Linked DNA regions of Homo sapiens: region 2 is linked to region 1. The links are chromatin loops, found by intact Hi-C in ENCODE. Cell type or tissue: transverse colon. All regions are shown on one strand. Links, peaks and the distances in the headings refer to the core of each region. The heading gives the core; the rest is flanking DNA.

Region 1 (9,638 bases), core at 638-8,637:
CCTGCTGGCCCCGCCCTAAACACTCATGCTGCCAGTCCCCAAAAGACTTCATTCATTCAACATATATGTGACCGCCTGCTACGTGCCAGGCGTGGGCCAGGTCCTAGGGACAAAGGAGAGGCCTCCGCACCCCACCCCATGACCCATACCTCCTCTTCCCCACCTCCCTGGGCCAGCCTGCCTTCCTTCTCCCTCCTCCTCCTTCCTGGGGGAAGGAAGCCCCACCTTCTGTGCGCAGTCAGCTCCTAAGCACGCTCCCGCTTCCCCTGGCCTCCCCATTTAAAAAGGGAGGCAAAGGATGTCACCACTGTCACTACACTCATGGCTTTGCTCTGGGAAGTCCTGCAAATAAAATGAAAGTTCTCCAACCCCTCCCTATCCACTCGGGCCACAAAGGCGAGGGGAGGCAGGTCTGAGGCAGAGGAGCCAGGGCAGGTGCGGCGCTTCCGCCTCTGGTCCCAAAGCAAAGACTCCCCTGTGACTGACAGCCCGTGTTATGTTAAATACATTTTGTTGGTTTGTAATTCAAATCCCATAAAGCAGGAGGTAGAGAGCCAACCATTCTGGAGGACATGTGTGTGCATGTGTATGTGTGTGTGTAACTGGCACTCCCTTTGTGGAGGGGAGTAGGGCAGAATGTATTCTTTTTTTTTTTTTTTTTTTTTTTTGAGACAGAGTTTCACTCTTGTTGCCCAAACTGGAGTGCAATGGCACGATCTCGGTTCACTGCAACCTCCACCTCCCGGGTTCAAGCGATTCTCCTGCCTCAGCCTCCTGAGTTGCTGGGATTACAGGCACGTGCCACCACGCCTGGCTAATTTTTTTTGTATTTTTAGTAGAAACGGGATTTCACCATGTTAGCCAGGCTGGTCTCGAACTCCTGACCTCAGGATCCGCCTGCCTCAGCCTCCCAAAGTGCTGGGATTACAGGCGTGAGCCACCGCGCTTGGCCGAATGTATTCTCTGTTTTAAAGGCACATAACCCTTTAATCAAGCTATTGCAATTAGAAAATCTGTCTTACACTCTGACTCTAGTAGGTAAAGATGTGTGTTCAGAGCTGTTTGCTGCAGTGTTGTTTAAAAATCTGAAAAGCTGGAAACAACCCATATTCAGGAGGAGTCCAGCTAGATCGTTTTAGCACAGAATACACTGCGGCTCGATGAGGGGATCTCCGTAGGTTAACGTGGAAGCATGTAATATACAAAGTGAAAAAAGTGAAGTTGAAAAAAAACCTATAGAGGATGACCCTATTTTTTTTTTAAGTCAACACACAGAACTGTTCATTATGATCACCTGTGACAAGTGGGACCGGGGTGTGAGGAAGTGGGATAAACTTAAAAATACGTCACTCCTACTTCACCAAGCCCTTGTGCCACAGGCCCTGCTCATAAAGATTCTGCCCCCCTCAGCCCTGCTGAGCTAGAGGTGGAGTCCTCAGAGGGCTGAGTAGGGAGAGGGCTGGGCGGGGGCAGTGGAGGAGCCTGAGGTCCATTCACATGTGGAGACCCCAGGGGTCCTGAGGCTCCAGCTGCTGTAAGTCACAAGTGGGCCAAGTCCCCACTAATCAGCCTCTCCTTTGGCCATCCTCAGACCGCATGGTGCCGAGCGCCCACAACAGGCTCATGGAACAGCTGGCCCTCCTGTGCACCACGCAGTCCAAGGCCTCTGCTTGTGCCCGGAAGGTGCCTGCCGACACTCCCCAGGACACCAAAGAGGCAGATTCAGGAAGCAGGTGGGACTTGTAGCCAGGCCCGGCTCCTGTGGTCCTTTAGAATGGCCCCATGGTTTTGTAGCACTGACTGGGCCTACCAAGGGCGGGGCACTCCATGTGCATTTTCTCAGTCACTCTCAAGCATCTGATCAGGCAGTCGCTCCAGTCATCCCCATTTTAGAGATGGGGAAACCAAGGCTCAGAGAGGTTGACTCTCTCTGGCCATAAATGGCAGGGCTGGGACTCAAGCCCTCAAGTACCTGCTCTTTCCCCAAACCCAACGGGAACCCTCCTTTCAATGGGAGGCCATGAGGCCTCCCTGAGAGTAGGAAGGTTATCATGTGACCCTGCCCCTCTGGCCACAGCTGATTGGTCCAGCTCTGGGCATGTGACCCCAGCTGCGGGATTTTTCAATCTCTGTGTCTCTGTGTAGGGGTGGAAGGGCAACAGCCACCTGTCCTGCCACAGGGAGAAAGGCAAGCTGCAGTGAAGCTGGGAGAGGCAGAGGTGGAGGCAGGGCCCCAGGGTCCCGTAAGGCCCCTCTATATGCCTGCCCTCCCCACACTTTGGTTGCTCCGCACTTGAGGAATCTGAGAACCAGTGAATCCCTTTTCACCTGACCAGCAGTGGGTTTCTGTGTCTGGAAACCAAAAGTACCTAACAGAAGTGGCTACACCTGGCTGGGCGCGGTGGCTCATGCCTATAATCCCGGCACTTTGGAAGGCCGAGGCAGGCAGATCACCTGATGTCAGGAGTTCGAGACCAGCCTGGCCAACATGGTGAAACCCCATCTCTACTAAAAACACAAAAAAATTTTCCAGGCATGTTGGTGCATGCCTGTAATCCCAGCTACTTGGGAGGCTGAGGCAGGAGAAATCTCTTGAACCCAGGAGGCGGAGGTTGCAGTGACCAAGATCATGCCACTGCAGTCCAGCCTGGGCGACAGAGCAAGACTCTGTCTCAAAAAAAAAAAAAAAAAGAAAAAGAAAAAGAAATGGAGAGAACTGCAGTGTTAACCATGGCAGCCATTAGCCGTGTGTGGCTACTAAACACCTAACGTGGTGAATGTGACTGAGGAACTGAATGTTTTATGCATTGGATTTAAACTGGCTTAAATGTAAACTTAGCCACTTGTGCCAAGTGGCTACACTTACCACAGATAGAGAGCATGTCCATCATGAGGGACGTTCTGTTGGCCAGTGGTGGCCTAAATCTCGCATGCTGTTCTGAAGAGTAAAAGAGCAAATGTGTTTAATGTGCCCGTCTGTAGAGAGTGGGCACTCACTGGGTGGCAGCCACGAGCACTGTGACTGGACAAACCCAGCGCAGGTCACAGAGTTATCACAGAGAACTGACTCCACAACACCTGCTTTTCTCATTTCAGATGTGCCTCAAGGAAGCAGGGCTCCCAGGCTGGGCCAGGCCCGCAGCTGGCCCAGGGCATGAGGCTTAACGCAGAGTCCCCCACCATCTTTATTGACCTGCGGCAGATGGAGCTACCAGACCACCTGTCCCCAGAAAGGTCCGGAGGGCAGTGACTACCCCATACCAGCCTCTACTTTGCAGAGTTGCCTGTTGACCGCACAGAGCCTCTGGTGGATCCTGATGGGGAGGAACAGGGACTTCAAAAGGCTTGGATCAATTCTCAATTGAAAAGTGCTGGCCTACAGTCCCCCTGGGTCCCTGCAGGGAGGGAAGAGGGGCATGAGGCACACCTCCTCGGGCTGGGCTCTATGCAATAGAGCCCAACACGTCTAGGCTGGAGGGCATCACCCACACCTGTCCTCACCTCCTGGCAGGACGTCCACCGGCCTCCAGTGTGGCTGCTGACCTCTTGCATTGGGTCACCAGCAAAGCCCGAGTGCTTCAAGCCCCAACAAGAGTTGGAACACCAGGTGGAGTGGGCACATCCAGAAACCCATTTCTCTCCCTGCAGCTCCAGCCACAGCTCCTCTGACAGTGAGGAGGAGGAGGAGGAAGAGATGGCAGCTCTGGGAGACGCAGAGGGGGCATCTCCTTCCTCCCTGGGGCTACGGTAACCACCCAGGGGCCTCTCGCCACCTGCAGATGTCCCACCTCTGCTTTCTGCAGCAAGCCCTCCACCTGGCACATTTACCGCCTGTGGTGAGGTCTTGCTGCACCCACCGCACAGGGTGAGGGGGACGGCACAGCTTTCATCATCCTGCCCACGTCCACTGGGTCCCAGCAGTGGCAGCAGTGATGGGCTGCCTGAATTGCATTCTTGCTCTGAAATGGGAGCTGGGCTCATCTGCTTTTCTCCTGTTTCAGTAAGGAGGGCTGGGAGGGGCGGCCCCCACGGGGTTGAGTGAATTTGGTCTCATTGTGTCACAGGACCTGTACCGGGAAAAGCCAGCTTCTCCAGCAGCTCAGGGCCTTTCAGAAGGGGACAGCCCAGCCCGAGCTGCCTGCCAGCAAGGGGCCCGCGGGTGGGAGGGCTCAGGCCCCTGAAGACACAGCTGGATCACGAACTGGGAGGAAGCAACACATGAAGCTCTGTGCCAAGGGGCAGAGCGCCCAGGCTCGACTCCCAAGAGGCAGGCCCAGAGCCCTGGGGGATGTTCCTGAGCCAGGGGCAGCCAGGGAGGCCCTGATGCCTCCTCTGGAGCAACTATAGCTGCCTCAGGTAGTGGGATCCCAGGAGTGGGCAGGGGCGGGCTGACTTGCCATGGACCCTGGGCCCCGGTGTCCCCTTGTTGTTCCTGCATTTCCACTAGCAGGGGCATTCCAGAGGCAGGGACCCTCAGACTTTGGACTGTTGCCCACCCTGTTAGAGCTCAGTCACAGGTGCATGAACTTAGAGGAAGGATGCAGATACAAATCTGTATGTAACCTGTGACAACAGCTTTGGGATAAAGGGGCCTGGTCCTCTGAGGGAGATGGGCAGGGACAGCAGGAGGACGGGGTGCTGCTCTCTGCGGGACTCTGAGGCTCTTCATCTTTCTCCAGTTCTGCATTTTTTTAAACAGGCATCTATTATTTCCATCAATAAGGTCTTTTTAAAAACCAAGTAAAACGTATTTAGAGGATTTTAGGGTTGAAAGAGACCTAAGCCTTATTTTCTGGCTTCCTGCATACTTGCTATTTTGGGCACCTAAATTAACACACGACACACACATGCCTACCCACACAGATCTAATACACGTGGTTTTTTCTCTTTTCGAGACGCAGCAGCTGGGACTACAGGTGCACACCACCATGTCCAGCTAATTTTTTTTTTTTTTTTTTTTGTAGAGATGGGGTCTCACGGTGTTGCCCAGGTTGGTCTGGAACTCCTCTCAATCCTCCTGCCTAGGCCTTCCACAGTGCTGGGATTATAGCACTGTGAGCTGCCAGCCTGGCTTTTAATGAACTTTTTGAAAGAGGAGTAACGAGAATTTGCTTTCTCTTTCTCTTCTTTACCTAAGATAGAAAGGCACACATAGATTCTCAAGGCCTTTGACCTTTATGAATCTAGACAGAATACTGGAAACCCCTGGAAATGCTGTCCTGTGTAGAATGGAGCAGCGGCCTCACTTGTTGATCACCAGCAAAAACTGGGGACATCTGCTTGCCCCCTGCCAAGACCCGGCCCCTCCACAGGACAAGCCTGGTCTTCCTGGGTCCTGTTCCTTTGCCAGCACCGTCTTGCAGCCCCGTCTTCACGGGATGCTTTTGTAACTGCTGTGATCAGCCCTGACCTGGGCACCTGTTTGTCTCCCCAACCTTGTCTCCAGGATGTGTCCTGCTGTCTGCCCCGTGGGAAGAGCAGAGAAATCATCACCACCTTGGGCCCCACGGTGCCACGGGCTCAGGCAGCACAGTAGGGCGCCGGGCCTTTGGGACAGTGTCCCAGCTTCCCCTGGGGTTCACCCCTGGCTGCCAGGCCACTGAGGATGGGCAGGGGTCTCTTCTCATCAAGCCTTGTACCAGGCAAAAGACAGGCCCTGCTTGGCCGTGGTCACTGGCCGCCAAGATCAGGGCTACAGATGTCTGCTCTCTGGACCCCACGTGATCTGGCCACTGGGGACCCCCACCCGACCCCACTCCCAATGATGAGGGGCATTTTCATTGCAAGTCAAAGGCAAGACAGGCTTCCATAAAGTCCCAGGAGGTCCCTCCTGTAGGGCACAAGGCCAGGCTGCCTCCCAGCCCCCAGGCCCTCTCCCACCTACAGAGACCCTCCCCTGCCCCCTCCACTCCGGGGCCTGTGCCGCCAGAACCGGGCTCTGCCCCCATACGCTGCCCTCGCAGCCTGGCGGCCTCCGCTGTGGCTGCCTAGCTGTCAAGAGCAAAGGCTTTTTTTTTCTTCAACCCCATTTTCTTCCATTTCTCCCACCTTTTTAATGCCAGTAACCTCACTGAGAATGTTTTACAGTGATGGAAAATAAACTCTGTTCCAAGTTCAACTCTGAATTACTGTGTCTGTCAAGGCAAGGGGAGTGAGGTAGGAAGTCAGACCTGCGTCCAAAGCTGGCTCTGCCACCTGGGCAAGGTTTTCACGCTCCCAGTGCCCAGTTCCTCCACCCACAGAAGGAGAATCATGGCCGGGCGCGGTGGCTCACGCCTGTAATCCCAGCACTTTGGGAGGCCGAGGTGGGTGGATCACAAGGTCGGGAGTTCAAGACCAGCCTGACCAACATGGAGAAACCCCATCTCTACTAAAAATACAAAAATTAGCCAGGCGTAGTGGTGCGCACCTGTAATCCCAGCTACTCAGGAGGCTGAGGCAGGAGAATCACTTGAACCTGGGAGGTGGAGGTTGTGGTGAGCCAAGATCGTGCCTTGCACTCCAGCCTGGGTAATGAAGTGAGACTGTGTCTCAAAACAAAACAAAAAAAGGAGACTAATGGGAGTCCCCCCTCACTGGACTGCATGAGATAACATCACAGCACACGCAGGCACCTGGGACTCACAGCTCCTACAAAACTCTCCCATCACGTGAGTGCTGAGGATGACGCCCATGAGATGGGGCCAAGCAGCAGGCAGCGACCATGAGATGGGGCCAAGCAGCAGCCAGTGGGAGGCCACAGCCTCGGCAGGGGGAGGGAAGTGGGCAGACCCCAACCACACTCCCCCAGAGGCCGCCACCTCCAGCACAGGCCTGGATATGAGAGAGGGGCCTGGGGGCTCAGGCTGCGCTGGGGAGATGGGTGTCAGCAACGCTGGGTGCTTTGCTAGCTCCTGGAGTGTGGCCTGGCCACATCTAGCTGGGTACCTCATGCCCCATGAGAGATCCCAGAGCTAGTCTAGAAGGTAAAAGCCGTCCCTCAACCAGGCAGCCCCATTCTGCAGACACAGGACAGAGCACACAGGGGCCAGAAGCAATGACTTAAAAAAAAAATTGTTTATTTTATCTGAGACAGGATCTCACTCTGTCTTCCAGGATGAGTGCAGTGGCACAATCACAGCTCACTGCAGCCTCAACTTCCTGGGCTCAAGTGATCCTCCAGCCTCAGCCTCTCAAGTAGCTGGGACTACAGGCACACCCCATCATGCCTGGCTAATTTTTTTTTTTTTTGTGTGGAGTCTCGTTCTATCACCAGGCTGGAGTACAACGGTGCGACCTCGGCTCACTGCAACCTCCGCCTCCCTGGTTCAAGTGATTCTCTTGCCTCAGCTTCCCGAGTAGCTGGGACTACAGGCACGTGCCACGCCACCATGCCTAGCTAATTTTTGTGTTTTTAGTAGAGATGGGGTTTCACCATGTTGGCCAGGATGGTCTCGATCTCCTGACCTTGTGATCCACCTGCCTCGGCCTCCCAAAGTGCTGGGATTACAAGCGTGAGCCACTGCACCTGGCTTTTTTTTTTTTTTTTTTTTTTTGGTAGGGAAGAGGTCTTTCTATATTGCCCAGGCTGCTCTTGAACTCCTGGGCTCAAGCAATCCACCCGCGTTGGCCTCCCAAAGTGCTAGGATTATAGGTGGGAGCCACTGTGCTCGGCCTCTGACACTAAATAATGTCAGTTAAGGGAATGAGAAAAAGGGCAGGTCACGCACCTGGAACCTGGGCTGTGCCAAAAGGTCAAATGTGCACGTATATACAGTGACTAGGTGACAAATGCAATGGAGCATCCCAGGCTGGGATGAAGGCCAAGGCCACCTACCTATGAGGAACAACCACTGCCTGGCTGGAACGTTCCAGAACCCAGTGGTTTCCATAGCTGCCCTACGACTTCCGAGATGACTAAACCCACCAAGGACTCTATCACACTGCTTGTCTTGGCCACTCACCCACCGTGGATGTGCACAGACCAGTGGCTCCCACGCAGCACAGGCCAGACAAAAGCTGGAAGGTGAAGGCTTCTTACCTTAGAAAGACAAAGTGGGGCAACCGTGGAAGGCCACATTCCAGACACTAAGGGGCCAGGAGCAAACGCAGCCCTGGGCCCCGGCCCTGGGGAGATGTCAGGCCCGTCACATCCCAGGCAACATGTCAGGAAGATGGAACTCAGGGGTGCTTTCCCGCCCCAGGTGTCTTCCGCCCTGCAGAGCAGCTATGGATCTGCAAAGGGGACTGGAATGCTGCAGAGCCCCGGGCTCCATTTGGAAACTCTGGCAGGATGAAGAAGCTGGAGACCACGTCCTGGGAAGGCTGGGGTACAGCAGGGCTCCCTGCAGCAGACGAGGGGTCCCTCAAATTCATGTGCACCCAGACCTCAGAATGTGACCTTATTTGGAAACACGGGTTTTGATGATATAATTAGTTAAGATGAGGTCACAGTGTATTGGGGGACCCTAAACCCAGTGAGTGGTGGCCCTACCAAAAAAGAGACTGGGCATGGCGGCACACACCTGTAACCCCAGCTACTCAGGAGGATGAGGCAGGAGGAACACTTGAGCCCAGGGATTCGAGGCTGCAGTGAGCTATGATCATGGCACTGTATTCCCGCCTGGGGGACACAGCAAGGCCCCGTCTCAAAAAAAAAAGGGGGGGGGAGCAGGTGGGGGGTACACACAGAGACAGCGCACAGGGTCACAGACACACAGGAGAGGGGTTGGGACGTGGGGATGAGGCTGTATGCCAGCAGCCACTGGATGCTGGAGGCAGCTGATGGACCCTCCCAGGCCCTTCAGGAGCCAGCCCCACGAACACCTTGAGTGTCGGCTTCTGGCCTCCTGAGTGTGTCTCTGTGGCTGAAGCCCCTGCTCTGTGTCACCTGTTCTGGCTGCCACTGGACACTCAGAGCCTGTCCTTGCCCTTGTTCTGCACCCAGTGCCCAGCTTCCTCTGCGGCCTGGGCATCCCAAATGTCCCCTGCTGGCCTCATACTGGGCCATGGGAGGAAACGGGCAGCTGGCAATGCTTTCGGACCAGGCTGTCTAGCAGTTTCCTGAATTCTGTGCCCAGGGATGAGAGTCCTGGAAAGGGAGTTTCAGGCCTGGTGATCAGGCTTTGGCACCGGGGCCTCCAGGAGCCACCGGCTGGAGCGTCGGCAAGGAGCCTGCCCCCATGTGGGTCCGCTGGTGCTTGTGCAGGTCGGTGCCCCGGCGGAAGCCCCGGCCACAGGCCGGGCAGGTGTAGGGCTTCTCACCTGTGTGCGTCCGGCGGTGGGCGCTGAAGTGCGAGCTGTTGTTGAAGCGCTTCCCGCACTGGGTGCAGGCATAGGGCCGCTCCCCGCTGTGTGTCCTGCGGTGGATGACCAGGCTGGAGCTCTGGCTGAAGCGCTTCCCACACTCGGGGCACGGGTAGGGCTTCTCGCCTGTGTGCACCCTCTGGTGCGTGCTGAAGTTGGAGCGGTCGCTAAAGCCCTTCCCACAGACTAGGCACTTGTAAGGCCGCTCGCCCGTGTGTGTGCGCTGGTGCTTGGTCAAGTGGGACGTCTTGCTGAAGCCTTTGCCACATTCGGGGCAGGTGTACGGCTTGTCAGCCCCATGGGAAGCCCGTCTTCCTGGTGGGGGGCCGCCTCTTGGCTGATCAGGCCTGACC
Region 2 (9,638 bases), core at 842-8,841, 290 kb after region 1:
GAAAAGATGCGGCTGTGTGCAGATCTGGGCCAGAGCCTGAAGTGGGAAACAGCTTGGGAGGTGCAGCAGGAAGAGCCACCTGGTGGGAGAGGAGGGCCGTGGGGGAGGGGTTGGAGGTGGTGAGCAGGGTTGAAGTGGGAGGGCCAAGGCAAGGCCAGATCGTACATGCAGGGATCCAGGGAAATGAGTATGGATTTCAGCCAAAGTGAAATAGTAAGCCATTGGAAGGTTTTTTTTTAAACTTTATTAAGATAAAATTTACATACTGTAAAATTCTCCTAAGTGTACAATGCAATGATTTGTAGTAAATGCACAGCGATATTCCAGCATCACCATTATCCAGTTTTAGGATTTTTTTTATCACCCAAAAAAGTTTTGTTATGTAATTCTATTATTATTTAGAGACAGGATCCCATTCTGTTGCCCAGACTGGAGTACAGTGGTGCAATCATCGCTCACTGCAGCCTCGACTTCTTGGGCTCAAGCAGTCCTCCCACCTCAGCCTCCTGAGTAGCTGGGACTACAGGTGTGTACTACCACACCAGGCTAGTTTATTTATTTATTTTTAGATGGAGTCTCACTCTGTTGCCTAAGCTCGAGTGTAGATTGAAATGGCCTGATCTTGGCTCACTGCAACCTCAGCCTCCCAGGTTCAAGCGATTCTCCTGCCTCAGCCTCCTGAGTAGCTGGGATTACCGGGGTGTGCCAACACGCCCGGCTAATTTTTGTATTTTTAATAGACACAGGGTTTCACCATATTGGCCAGGCTGGTCTTGAACTCCTGACCTCAAGTGATCCACCCCCGTTGGCCTCCCAAAGTGTTAGGATTATAGGCGTGAGCCACTGTGCCCGGCCCGAAAGTCATTTTTGTAAAACTCTTAGGAAATGGAAACGTCAAAGGATCAATTTCTTCTGTCCGTGCTGTGTATAGTATCTGTTGTGTAAAGGGCTGGGAGGGCATTAACAGCATCCCAGAAACTGGCGTTGAGGTTCTGAGGGGCAGGAGATTCTGTCATAGGCTGCGTGTCTGGTAGGTGGCCCCCACGTCCAGTTGGGTACATTAGGGGTGCCCCTCATCCCATGTGGACTTGCAGGGTGGTGTGGGGGCTGCCAGCTGGGCAGACCAGACTCAAGCACGCTCACAGCCCAAGGTCCCTTCCACCAGCTAAGACCTGGACAAAACATCTCCAGGTGCCTCTTTTTTCTTTTTCTTCATTTTTTCTATTTAATTCAGCAAATATTTTTTAAACATTTCTATGTTCCAGGCTGTATAGTAGGAGCCAGGCACCTGAAGAGGAGCAAGACATCGTCTGTGCCCTAAAGTCATTCACAATCTGAAAATAGAGTTGACAAGCACACAAACGAAGCCAGAGTGAGCTGCCACAGAGCAGTGTAGGGAATGAGATGGGCAAGTAGGTGTGAGGAGGGGAGGAGGCTTCACAGAACAAGGGACAACCTTGGGGAATCTTTTTTTTTTTTTGAGACGGAGTCTCGCTCTGCCGCCCAGGTTGGAGTGCAGTGGCGCCATCTCAGCTCACTGCAAGCTCCGCCTCCCAGGTTCATGCCATTCTCCTGCCTCAGTCTGCCAAGTAGCTGGGACTACAGGTGTGTGCCACTACGCCCGGCTAATTTTTGTATTTTAGTAGAGAAGGGGTTTCACCATGTTGGTTGGCCAGGATGGTCTCAATCTCTTGACCTCGTGATCTGCCTGCCTCGGCCTCCCAAAGTGCTGGGATTACAGGTGTGAGCCACTGCCCCCAGCCAATCACGGGGAATCTTAAAGGACAAATCCAATTTAACCAGATTGGGGGTGGGGGCAGATTCGCAATTGCAAAAATGTGGAACCAGCCCAAATGCCAATCAATGAGTGGATAAACATCATATATATATGATGGAATACTACTCAGCCATAAAAAGAAATGAATGAATGGCATTCGCAGCCACCTGGATGGGATTGGAGACTATTATTCTAAGTGAAGTGACTCAGGAATGGGAGACCAGACATCACACGTTCTCACTCATAAGTGGGAGCCAAACTGTGAGGATGCAAAGGCATAAGAATGATACAATGGGGCCAGGCGCGGTGGCTCCCACTTGTAATCCTAGCATTTTGGGAAGCTGAGGTGGGTGGATCACCTGAAGTCAGGAGTTTGAGATTGGCCTGGTCAACATGGTGAAACCCCGTGTCTATTAAAAATACAAAAATTAGGCCAGGTGCAGTGGCACATACCTGTAATCCCAGCACTTCGGGAGGCTCAGTTGGGTGGATTGACTGAGCTCAGGAGTTCGAGACCAGTCTGGGAAGCACGGTGAAACCCCATCTCTGCTAAAGCACAAAAAATTAGCCAGGCGTGGCGGTGTGCACCTGTAGTCACAGCTACTCAGGAGGCTGAGGCAGGAGAATTGCTTGAAGCCGGGAGGCGGAGGTTGCAGTGAGCCCAGATCGCACCACTGCACTTCAGCCTGGGGGACAGAGCAAGACTCTGTTTCAAATAAACAAACAAACAAAAAAACCCCCAAAATTAGCCGGGTGTGGTGGCGCGTGCCTGTAATTCCAGCTACTCAGGAGGCTGAGGCACAAGAATTGCTTGAACCCAGCAGGCGGAGGTTGCGGTGAGCCGAGATCGCACCACCACTGCACTCCAGCCTCAAAAAAAAAAAAAAAGTTACAGTGGAATTTGGGAACTCGGGTGGGGAAGAATGGGAAGGAGGTGAGGGATAAAAGACTATAAATTGGTTTCAGTGTATACTGCTCAGGTCCTGGGTGTACCAAAATCTCTCAAATCACCACTCACGTAACCAAATACCACCTATTCCCCAAAAATCTATGGAAATAAAAAATGAGAAAGAAAGAGAATAGGTGAAGACCCAGAAAAAGCAAGGATACTGGTGGGACATTGCCCAAGTCAGTCTTCCTGGCTCTGGTGGGTGAGGGGGCAGAAGCTTAGCCACTGAGAGATGGGAGTGGGGAAGCAGTCATGAAAGGGTGGCTTGAACTCGCCCCAGCTCTCACCAATCCCTTCCCCGCCCTCTCTTGCTCTCTCAGACCTCATTCCAAGCAACAGTTCTGCAGATACTGTTCTCACAACTCCTTCACACTAAAGCTACATGATGGAGAAAGTCTTAACTCATTCCGTTTCCTGTGTATATTTACATCTTAAGAGGAAACACTTTCAACCAGGCATGGTGGCTCATGGCTGTAATCCCAGCAGAGGCAGGAGGATTGCTTGAGCCCAGGAGTTCCAGGCCAGCCTGGGCAACACACCAAGACCCCCGTCTCTTTAAAAAAAAAAAAAAAAAAAAAAGGGCCAGGCATGCTGGTTCATGCCTATAATCTCGGCTCTTTGGGACGCCAAGGCGGGTGGATCACCTGAGGTCAGGAGTTCGAGACCAGCCTGGCCAACATGGGGAAACACTGTCTCTACTAAAAATACAAAAATTAGCCGGGTGTGGTGGCACGTGCCTGTAATCCTAGCTACTCAAGAGGCTGAGGCAGGAGAACCGCTTGAACCCAGGAGGTGGCGGTTGTAGTGATCTGAGATTATGCTACTGCACTCCAGCGTGGGTGACAGAGTCAGATCCTGTCTCAAAAAAAAAAAGGAAAAACTTTAAGAACATGATGACTTAATGGAATTACTTGTTTACAGTAGGATTTTATACCTTGAGCCGGGAGCCGGAAGGAATGCACTTTTGACCAAGGATTGTGGCAGGGGCACATAGAGCCACCGTGGGCTGGGTGCTTCCACCAATGAGGGCCTCTCTCTCGGGGTGTGTATTTGGGGGGCAGGGAAAGAAGGCCTTGATGAAGCCCTGAGGTGGGGTTTGTGCCGGGGGAACCTGCTTTTCCATCCCTCTCTCATTTAACTCCAAGTCCCAAGCCTCCTTTCCTCCCTGTCTTCCTCCCACCCGCTCCAAACAATCTGCCTGTGACTGGTTTTTCTGCTCTCTGTGCTACTTGAACAGGAGGCTGTCAGGAGCTGTTCTGCTCCAACGAGGAGAACCATTGACTCATTTGTGGGTGCTCCTTGTCTTGACCTCGAGTTTTGTTTCAAGCCCTTTGGAGGGTTCCCTCTTTTTTTCTTTTGAGACAAGTTCTCGCACTGTCACCCAGGCTGGGATGCAATGGCATGATCATAGCTCACTGCAGCCTCAATCTCCCAAGTCTCAAGTGATCCTCCTGCCTCAGCCTCCCAAGTAGCTGGGACCACAGGCACGGGTCACCATGCCCAGCTGATTTTTGTGTTTTTTTGTGGAGATGGATTTTTCTCATGTTGCCCAGGCAGGTCTCCGAATCCTGAGCTCAGGCAATCCGCCCACCTCGGTCTCCCAAAGTGCTGGGATTCTAGGCATGAGCCACTGCGCCTGGTCATATGAGAGGGCATTTGAGCAGAGACTGGGGCAAAGTGGAGTGTGAGCCACGTGGATGTCAGGGGAAAAGTATTCAGAAAGATAGGAGAGCCTTGCAAGGGACGTGAACTCCATGTGGGCTGGATGTGTGTGCTGAGTGGATAAATTCCAGGGAGTTTTTGGGCTACAGTTGGGCTGTGGCATGCCACTGAGAAAGTTCTTTTTGTGTTTGTTTGTTTTTGCTTTTTTGAGATGGAGTCTTGCTCTGTCACCCAGGCTGGAGTGCAGTGGCATGATCTTCCCTCACGGCAGTCTCTGCCTCCCAGGTGCAAGCGATTCTCCTGCTTCAGTTTCCCTAGTAGCTGGGATTACAGGCGAGAGCCACCACGCATGGCTAATTTTTGTATTTTCAGTAGAGATGGGGTTTCACCATGTTAGCCAGGCTGGTCTTGAACTTCTGACCTCAAGAGATCCGCCCACCTTGAGAACGTTTTTTTTAATTTTCGGTTTCACATCGATCCTTTAAATAGAGGATCAGGCTGTGAACCAGGTCATCAGGACGGGTCATCTGCTTCCCCACGGGTGTGGTTGGGCTGCAGGGACCTTGTTGCTGAGACTAGGAACAGCTCCTTGAGGCAGGTGCTGCATTAGTTTCTGGGGCTGCTGTAGCAAGGTGCCATCAACTGGGAGGCTTAAACCACAGAAATGTATGGTCTCACCGTTCAGGAGTGCTGGGATTATAGGCATGAGCCAAGGATTGCCTTTCCTTGAAAGTGACTCATACGCTCCGCTTTCCTCCACAGTCATTTCACCCTCTCCCTGGTTTGGTAACTGAAGCCTTCTGAAATGAACCAGTGTCAGGCTCCAGTGAGGACTCCATCCCCAATTCAGGAAGCACAGAGGTGGAGCATAATCCCCCCAATTTGTTTATGTGCGGCTGACTTCTCTCAAGATGGTGTGCCTGTTTGGGAAAACTTTTGTTTGCAAGACAATGTGAAAGAAATCCTTAAAGCTCACAGACTGCTGGGTGGATATGACATTCTGGCCCTTGGTTCCCCCAAGAAAACAGCAACTTGCAGATAGCAAGTCAAACTTGTCAGCAGAATCCAGGGATGTTCCTCGAGGCCTGACAAGTTAAGAGCAATCATGGGAAGGCATTCAGAGGACCGCAGCAGAGGATCAGGTCAAGGGAAACCTACCTCCTAAAGGAAAGATCGAGAAGAACCATGCGCCCCACCACCCACCTGGGCTGCTCAGCTGGGCACAGAAGCAGCCAAGGATATTTTCATTCGGATGCTCACATATGACTGAGTTGCCACATGAGGATGATCCGTGGCGATTTTCCACCTTGAGGCAAAGCAGGACAATGCGTGTAAAGAGGTTTGCAGCCCCGGGACCGGGTTTTCAGCTGGTTTTTCTACCCCAAAGTCCAATGCGTGCAGGCTGTCATCAGCACCACAGACAGCACCAGAACCCATCATAATGTCCCAGAAGGTTTTATTGCTAAATTAGTGTCAGAGCTCCAGGGAACACATTCAGATATAGTCACACTGAGTCAGAGCTCGAGGGAAGAGCTGTAAGCTGGGAACCAGAGAACCGATGACAAGGCAGCGGCCTCTTCTGGCAGCTTCCGGAGGAGCCCCCACTTAATGGGACGTCATCACTTGAGGCAGCAGGTAACGTTTACTTGGCACTTAGTATGTTACGGGCACCATTTCCAGTATTCTAGAAACACAATACTCACAGCAGTGGAGGTAACATTGAGGTAGGGGCTGGGTTTTGTTTTTTTTTTGACTCCCACTCTGTTACCCAGGCTGGAGTGCAGTGGTGCAATCATACCTCACTGCAGCCTTGAACTCCTGGGCTCAAGTGATCCTCCCTCCTCAAGTGAGCCTCCCGAGTAGCTGGGACTACAGGTGTTCACTACTGCACCCAGTGAGGGTTGGTGGGGAGGTGTCTCGTTATGTTGCCCAGGCTGGTCTCGAACTTCTGAATCCAAGCGATCCTCCCACCTCAGCCTCCCAAAGTGCTGGGATTATAGGGGCGGGCCACTGTGCCCTTCCAAGGTAGGGGTTATTATTATCGCAATTTTACTGATGAGAAAACTGAGTCCCAGAGAAGTTGGTGACTGCTCAAGGACACAGACAGCTAGGACTTGAATTCAGGCAGCCTGGCCACAGAACCACACCATCAACCGCTATGCTATACTGTGTTTTGTAAAATGACATGATGGCCATGTGATGCAATGTAATGATACAGCAGAGTTTTGTGCTCAGGATGTAAAAATGAGTATGTGCTGCCTTTCAGGGTTATCTGTTGAGTTCTGGCTCATGACCTGAACTATTTTTTCCAAGACCCTTCCTTCTCCCACTGGGAAAGATACTATATTTGGTACCTGAACAAATAGCCTTTAAGATATCAGTTTATGGGTCTTTTTAGAATTTGTGGCTGGGTGCAGTGGCTCATGCCTGTAATCCCAGCACTTTGGGAGGACAAGGCAAGAGGATCACTTGAGGCCGGGAGTTCGAGACCAGCCAAGTCCATGTAGTGAGATCCCATCTCTACAAAAAATTTAAAAGTTAGCTTGGCATGGTGGCATACACCTGTTGTCCCAGCTACTCAGGAGGTGAGATGGGAAGATTGCTTGAGCCCAGGAGTTTGAGGCTGCAGTGAGCCTAGGTGACAGAGCAGGACCTCATCTATTAATTAAAAAAAAAAAAAAAGGAAAAAAGAAAAAAGAATTTGTGTTGAGTGGGATTGGAGAGTTGAAACAGACCAAGAGGTTGTCCAAGGTTGTCCTCAAAGCTGAGAAACAAGACTCAACCCTGGGTCAGTTGCAGTTGAACTTTATTCATCCGTTCACACCTGGGTCCCTCCCGGCCCCCACCTACCCTGGCCTTGCCTACTCAGGGCTTCCAAGATTGGGTGTCGGGGTGGCTTTGCTTATCCTCCAGATGCCTTCTTCCCAGGATGTGATCCGTGCCCTCCAGGATCTAAGGGATGAGGACTAAAGGGGTCTGTTCCTCCTCCAGGCAGCTGGCATGGAACCGTCCGTCTCAGCGGCTGCTTGGTGGTGGCGGTGTGGATGGGTGTGGCTCTCTGTTTGCTGGGGGGTATTCTGCCAGGATGTATAGGAAGCCACCCAGGGCTGCCACTGCTGTGGCTGTGTTGTGGGAGGAGCAGCCATCTAGGGGAGAGAGCCCCCATGAGTGCTGGGTGGCAAGAACCTTGGCCCTTTATTCAACACAGTCTCATTGAAAGTGCTTTTCAGCCAGACGCGGTGGCTCACACCTATAATCCCACACTTTGGGAGCCTGAGGTGGGCGGATCTCTTGAGATCAGGAGTTCGAGACCAGCATGAGCAACATGATGAAACCCTGTCTCTACTAAAAAAATATAAAAATTAGCCAGGTATGGTGGCACGCTCCTGTAGTCCCAGCTACTCGGGAGGATGAGGCAAGAGAATTGCTTGAACCCAGGAGGCAAAGGTTGCAGTGAGCCGAGATTGCGCCACTGTACTCCAGCCTGAGCAACAGAGCGAGAATCTGTCTCAAAAAAAAAAAAAGTGCTTTTCAGATGTCATTCCAGGCAACTTGCAAGACGCTGAGTGGGTGCTTCGGTGCTCCCTTAGGCCCCTTTTGCTGGGCCGGGTGCTCTTCCGCCAGCTGCTAAGGGCTCCCTTCTCTGGGAGGTATGTCCCTCCCAAATAACTTACCAATACAGGGATACAAAAGCCTGGCCACCTTGGCCCAGGGGGATGACTCTGGTGCAATTTATGCTCCAAGGCATTCCCCTCCCACCCCTGCGGGGGGATCTGGCCTGAGGCCGCATCCTGTCCAGCTCCTGCCTGGCTTAGCCTGCTTCCCTGACTTACGTACCTCAATAAACCCACGCACCGGAGTCCTGTCCCAGGTCCTGTGTAAGACCTTCTGAGATGGGGAAACTGAGGCTTGGGTAGCCGAGCTGAGCCCCTGGCCCTGGTGACTCCACAGCTCATTTCCTGACCCCAGTGGCCTTCCTCTTAGTTGCCTCTGGTCTGCCTGGTCCCGTGTGACCTCATGGCTCATGGAGTCAGAGTCTCAGGCCTGAGCACTTGCCTGAGATAATAACCCTTAGGTGTAGTTAGTTCTTTGAGCTCAAAGTGGGCTGCACGCCTCTAGTCTCACAATCTGTCTGCTTGTGGAAGGGAGCCAGGAATTCTTTCCTCCCTACCCAGAGACTTTGGGAAGGGGAGGGGACCCCAGCCAGGTCCGTTGAAGGGAGGGAGAATGCAGATTTCAAGGTGCCGAATGACTAACCCTGGCAGCTCATGCCTCTCAGTGGCCTACTGTATGCCAAATACAATGGGGAGGGCTTTGCACGATGATCAGTTGTTAGCCCCCAACAGTTTGGTGCCCATTTTACAGATGAGGAAAATGAGGCTCAGTGAGGTTGTGTGACTTTCGCAGCAAGTTAGAGGCAGAAGCGGGACTCGAACCCACACAACCTGACCTCAAACCCTGTGCTCCTAATCTCTACACCAGCTGCCTCCTGCTCCGTGGGCTTGTGTCATAAGTGCAAGAATCAGCACACCCCTCCTGGGCAGTTTTCTAGGCTGCTGGTCAACCTGGAGGTGTTCCAGGAAAGGCCTTGGGCTCTGGAATTTCTGTGGCTTCCGCTCCAGTCCCTAGGACAGTCCTCGTGTTGGGCTCTGGGGACGGGCAGCTGACCAGGTAGTACACAGCAGGCCCCTACCACCCTAGCCATAGGCAGCCCCAGCCCCTCTGTGTCATAAAGGCCTAGCTAGGGTAGGACCTCTGGAAGTCTCCTGGGAACTTCTCTCCCTTCTCCTGCGTGACTTTTGGTGGCAGCTACGAAACTGACTCACTGGATTTCTGCTTTCACTCTCTCCTGTCCACCTGTAGGTGGATGATGAGGCCACAGTGGGGTTGATGGAGAGATGTTTAGTTACTGGAATCATATACCCACATATGTTGGACATCCACTCTGTGAGCTGGCTATTCCATATCCCTTCCTGTTTTTGCCTGCACTTATTTATTTTTTATTTTATTTTATTTTATTTTATTATAATTATTTTTGAGACACAGTCTCACTCTGTCACCCAGGCTGGAGTGCAGTGGCACAATCTCAGCTCACTGCAACCTCTGTCTCCTGGGTTCAAGCAGATCTCCTGTCTCAGCCTTCCAGGTAGCGGGATTACAGGCATGCACCACCACGCCTGGCTAATTTTTGCATTTTTAGTAGAGATGGGGTTTCACCATGTTGGCCAGGCTGGTCTCAAACTTCTGACC

Evidence for each region. A loop is a pair of places that touch in the nucleus more often than their neighbours do. Peaks named below come from ENCODE experiments on the same cell type or tissue, not always from the same donor. Only the 100,000 strongest peaks of a DNase experiment are listed, where the experiment ranks them.
Region 2: it touches region 1 in a loop (7-fold over the local background); 3 of 110 quality-filtered maps call a loop at or near these places.

The regions. Positions count from the first base shown.
Region 1 is chr16:4,743,279-4,752,916 of GRCh38, forward strand. DNAAF8 (dynein axonemal assembly factor 8) reads left to right here. Exons shown (of 10, transcript NM_139170.3): 6 at 1,592-1,733; 7 at 3,097-3,234; 8 at 3,649-3,747; 9 at 4,065-4,356; 10 at 5,447-6,118. The coding sequence ends at 4,347. ZNF500 (zinc finger protein 500) reads right to left here. Exons shown (of 6, transcript NM_021646.4): 6 at 4,961-9,638. The coding sequence ends at 9,098. Among named protein-coding and RNA genes, the nearest start is that of DNAAF8, 14 kb to the left of the region's middle. In transverse colon, for the core only: no CTCF peak of the experiment used is centred there; no DNase peak of the experiment used is centred there; H3K4me3 peaks cover 236 bases; H3K27ac peaks cover 744 bases.
Region 2 is chr16:5,036,945-5,046,582 of GRCh38, forward strand. C16orf89 (chromosome 16 open reading frame 89) reads right to left here. Exons shown (of 8, transcript NM_001098514.3): 8 at 7,178-7,534. The coding sequence ends at 7,404. It overlaps NAGPA-AS1 (NAGPA antisense RNA 1), which reads left to right. Exons shown (of 2, transcript NR_038913.1): 2 at 5,151-6,027. Among named protein-coding and RNA genes, the nearest start is that of NAGPA, 7.8 kb to the left of the region's middle. In transverse colon, for the core only: no CTCF peak of the experiment used is centred there; no DNase peak of the experiment used is centred there; H3K27me3 peaks cover 447 bases.